Linked DNA regions of Mus musculus: region 2 is linked to region 1. Evidence: chromatin loops called from intact Hi-C (ENCODE). Cell type or tissue: left cerebral cortex. All regions are shown on one strand. Region 1 overlaps Astn2 (astrotactin 2). Region 2 overlaps Pappa (pregnancy-associated plasma protein A).

What was found. Peaks named below come from ENCODE experiments on the same cell type or tissue, not always from the same donor. Only the 100,000 strongest peaks of a DNase experiment are listed, where the experiment ranks them.
Region 2: it touches region 1 in a loop (2.0-fold over the local background); 2 of 42 quality-filtered maps call a loop at or near these places.

What each region holds. Positions count from the first base shown.
Region 1 is chr4:65,472,055-65,474,554 of GRCm38, reverse strand. The region is part of intron 19 of Astn2 (astrotactin 2); the gene reads left to right. Among named protein-coding and RNA genes, the nearest start is that of Trim32, 130 kb to the left of the region's middle. In left cerebral cortex, no CTCF peak of the experiment used is centred here; a DNase peak (open chromatin) is centred at 1,077.
Region 2 is chr4:65,238,599-65,241,098 of GRCm38, reverse strand. All of the region lies in intron 9 of Pappa (pregnancy-associated plasma protein A), which reads right to left. Among named protein-coding and RNA genes, the nearest start is that of Pappa, 120 kb to the right of the region's middle. RefSeq lists an enhancer at 1,362-2,500. In left cerebral cortex, no CTCF peak of the experiment used is centred here; a DNase peak (open chromatin) is centred at 1,187.

The DNA.
Region 1 (2,500 bases):
TTGGAGGCAGAATGGAATATCACTTATAGGAACTCATTGTACATCAAATGATGTATTTAATATTAGTGTCATTTCTGTTACACTCTGACATCCAACTTTTTAAAGAGTTTTTTTTTTTACACCATCATTTAAGACCTGCCACCTTTACTCTTCACGGATGCGTGAGAAGTCTCAAGCCTCACCACTATCTTTGCTCTGTCTAATACACTTTTGTCATTATCTCTTTACTAAACCTATTCAATCAGGGAAACACTGATGCAGTGTTAATAAGCACAGTGGAACCTGGGGCTGCAGCTCTAACTTCACTGTCCACTCTGGAGCTCAATTTATTTTAGGTACAATAAGGAGGCATTCCCATGAAAATAAAAACCTGATTTAACATGCTTTGTATACTTTGTGTTATGAAATTACAAATGAACAGAGACTTATATAGGCACAAGTGGGTTCCTCAAGTCCACTCACCAATAAGGTCTGCTTTGCTATGTAAATTGTATCTTCTCTGTATCTTCGTTTCTCCTGTATACTTCTTTCCTAGATGTGCTTAGCTTATACTTGGTAGTCGGGACATGCTCACATTTCTGACAGCAATTATGTGCAAATTTGTTTAAATGTCTTTCCTGTCAAAAGCTTATAATTTGAAAGCTAGACTTAGGGAAAGATTGAATTTGTTTCTAAATTTCCTTAAACCATATGTTTCCAGTGAGTTTCTTGAGAAGTTAAGGGATCTATGGATAGACCAAGAAGGTGGCCAACAGCACTGGAGTGGATAATGGACAGGGTGTGATGGCCACAGCCTGACAGCCTCCTACTCCCCTACATTCATGGAAGATACAGGTATAAAGGTTTTTTTTAAGGTCAATGTTATTGCTTTGGGAAGGTTTTCAGAATGGCTACTTCTAAAGTCAAAGAAAGGAAGTGAGGTATTCCCAAAAGAGATGCTGAATATAGAATAGTGGGTGCATGTGAAGTCTTTAGTCCATTTTCCAATTTTGTAAGCAACACTTTCTAAATAAATCTTTGAAGAAGCTGCACCATTTCAGAACGCAGTATAATTACAGAAACCCACTGGCTACTTCTCAGCTTCATGACTCCAGGCTCTTTCAATCTGTTTTCTTGAGGATAGCCCATGGCCCCAGGCAGACGTTCCCCAATGCCACGTCTGGCATCCTTAGCTGTGAGTTGGCCTATCCAGGCACTTGGCCCAAGTTAGAGCCAGGAGGGGCTAGTGCAGTCCAAGAACGTTGCCGAGAAGCTGGAAGGAACTGTCCCATGGGATGTGTAGGAGCAGAAACCATCTATGCTTTCTATGGCAAAGGGGAGAGAAGGTAGCTGGACCAGGAGCCAGGCATTCTCACACAGGGTCTTCTGGCACAGAGTCCAAAACACATGAGGCATAGTGTTTCTACAGCTGGGAGAATGAGGGAATCCCTCTGAGGCTTTTTAATGCTTCATGACTTTTTTTATATCCTTAAAGCAGCCACAAAAATGTCTCTTAGATTCATCTTCTTTGCCATGTTTCCCATTGATTTGGCTCCTGGAAAATTGCTCTTGTATTTGCTGCTGTGGTCTGAAAGCCTGGCCCCCAAGCACAGAATCCAAATTGTGACCTTTGGTGTCAAAAGTGGGAGGTCCACATGCCCCTATTAAGTTCCAGTGTAAACTTCTAATATCCCTAAGAACCAGACTACCAAATAAACCATGAATGAAAATATGTAATTGTCAGGAATGTGATAGAGTTGTCAGAATCACATGAAATCTGTGCAAGCAGAGGAATCAGATCACCCTTTCTCCCTTTTGTGGGATGTGTAAAAATATCAAATAACCTGTAAAAAAATAAAAGAAATATAAGTTAGACTATTTTAGGGAAAGGCCTACTAATACCATGTCTAAGATACACATGTCCTTTGGTAATGAGATTTTTTTTTATGCTGTACATCTTTTGGATGCAGTAGAGTAGGGTGGTGCTGTCACCAGGTAAGTCAGTTAATTATATGTCGAGGGCTTCTGGCTCATTCTGTTCTCCTCCTCCTAAATATCTAGAGACATTGCATCTTTCATTGAGATATCTCATTTCTTCTCAAACACAGTTTGTTCCTTAGTATGATTGGTTCATTGCAAACTTGTAGGATGATTTATCAAAGCATATTAAAACGTCATCTACAAAGATGTTTCCCACTCCAGTGTTTTCCATTGTCTCTCCTGGGCTTCACCCACACCTGATGTTCCTCCCTGCTTTCCTCCCTATCTCCTCTCCCACCTAGTTCCTTTCCTCCACACACCTTCAATGACTTTTATTTCCCCTTCTGAGAGAAATTCAAGCATCCCCCCTTGGACCTTCCCTGTTATTTAGCTTCCTTGGGTCTGTGGAATATAGCATGGGTATACTGTACTTTAATGTTATTATCCACTTACAAGTGAGTACATGCCATGCCTGTCATTTTGGATGGTATTTTGTAGTTCCATCAATTTGCCTACAAATTTACAATGTCCTTGTTTTTAA
Region 2 (2,500 bases), 230 kb after region 1:
GGAAAGGGTGTGAAAAATTGTCTGTCTATACTTGAACTGTTTTTCTTAGAATGTTTTACAGACTCAAGCTTTGGAGTTTGTGTTGAAATGCAGTCTCTGGAAGCTGGCATCGTAGAATGAGTTCCATTCTCCCTGAAATGCCTGTATTTGTGAGTCTCTATCATGGAATTCTAAATGACCAGTCAAGGATACGGCTGATGTCTTTTCTCTAACACAAATAAAAGAGAGAAGAGAAAGGGAGAGCCTTCCTTTAAAGTAACCTATACATTCCATTTCTACTAATTTAGTATGAGAATTGCTTCATAATAGTACAATCTCCATTCACCCCTGAAGCTCTTTAAATCAGGAGTGACTAAGTGACCTTTTAGCATGTAACTTTACACAGTAAATACACAATCAGATTCTGGGTTTGTTTTTGTTTGTTTGTTTGTTTGTTCAAAACAACCCTGGCTGTCTGTGAAATTGCTTTGTAGACTAGGCTGCCCTTGAACTCATAAAAATCACCAGGCTCTGCCTCTTGAGTACTGGGGTTAAATCCACACCATCACACGGGCCAAGCTCTTGGTTTAAAGACAGCATAACTCTGTTTTGTTTATCGTCTGCTACAAACATTCCTTTCTTCTATTGGCAAAAAAGTGATCCATAAAAAAAGTTGTCCAGGGACTAATAGTTTAGAAATATGCTTGGCATACAAAAGATGATCCTCAAACGCTACCACCAACGGATCACTTTGAACCTAGTAAAGAATATGTTTGTATACTGGACTTAGGAGGAAGCAAGTCTCGGCTTCTCAACAACAAACAACCTTCTCTTCACAAACATTACAGAGAACATTTTAAAAACGTATAATCCAGAAAATTCATTCTAGTCTGAGTAGAAGGAAAAATGAGGCCCAAAGCAGCAAGGGAAGATGATTCTAGACTCACCACTCAGTGCTATTTCTAGAAGAGTCTTTCAGCTTTACCACTCTATATTTAAATTTTAGTTCATTTTGCAATAAGTGGAGAATAACATCCTAATTTCCATTTACTCTCTGCACCAGACACTACAAAAGAATCAAATACCCTCTCATGTTCAGATTAGCAAGTGAAAATCTTTATGGTTAAAGGGACAGATAGTATTTTCGTTTCTCTGGGACATAGGATCTTGCTTTACCCACTAGACTCAGATGTGTCAGAAAAGCTGTCAGACACAGGAGCACACATGGCTGTGGTTCCCTCCAAACGTACAAATATAACATTCTGGTCTGAGGACTGCAGCTTGCTGATGCTTTCCTGAAAACATCTTTCTAGTTGTTGCCCATGGCTGAATAGTTTTAAAACAACACCGGATGGGGTGGATAGACACCCAAGCATTTATTTTAGAAGGTCCAGGTCCCACATTCTACCTTCACCAGAACCTTCCTCCAGGGTGTTCTAAAGTGGCATATCTCATTCGCCTAAGCAAAATAGGTAAGTATTCATTTATATAGATCAGAATCACTGATGGCTGGCAAAGACGAAAGGTAGGTTCTAGCAGTGTTTACAATTATGAAGAATTCAGCCACACACACACACACACACACACACACACACACACACACACACACACACACACACACACACGAAATCACACAGCAGATGGGCAAGTTCTCAGAGATTTCCTTACCTAATGATTTCCATTTCGAGGAGGCAAACTTAAGCCCAAACCAGGTCAAGCTTGCATAAGTCCTTAGCACTGCATCTAGAGCTCTATTTTTTTAAAAATTTTAATTAATGTTTCCCACTGCCACACCATTCAGTTAGTTAGTAATCAAACTTTTATGATGGGCAACACTCAACTCTCAGCTTGGGGCAACGTCTTCTGCAATAATAGTAATAGTAATAATAATAATAATAATAATAATAATAATAATAATAATAATGGCAGAGTTCTACCTAGGAACTGCCAAATCCTTCCTCATTCTGTGTCCCCCCCCCCTTCTTTTTAAACCACATGTATTTGCATAGCATCTTCATTGTGTTGCTTTGCTCCTATTTGGTGCAGAAGAAGATAAACAGTAGGTGCTCCATAAATGTGTTAAGAATGGACTAAACAGTAAATGAAGCAGTACTTTTGCCCTCCTGGAGCTCAGACTACCAGGAGAAACACTGTCTAAGCCGAGCACTTCAATGCACTACAGATGCAAAGATGCGATGACATCTCTTTCCCTGTAGTACTCCTGGAAAACCGCCTTTCAGTGAGAAATCTTCCCACCACGGTTTTCAGCCCCTTTGTCGCTGCCCGTTCCCTTTTCAGATACAGCACCTCTGTCCTTTGTACTTGCAAATGAATTGTGATTAGTTTTCACCTCCAGCCCAAGGGATTAGCCAGAGGACCTTTGATCTTCAGGTATCGATTTGCATCTTAAAGGAAGCATGATCTCATCTGGGCCAGCTCAAAATTCCATCCCTGCCCCCACACCCTGTCTGTTTACCAGCCCTGGGGCTGGACAGGGCCTCCCAAGTGGGGCTGAAACAAC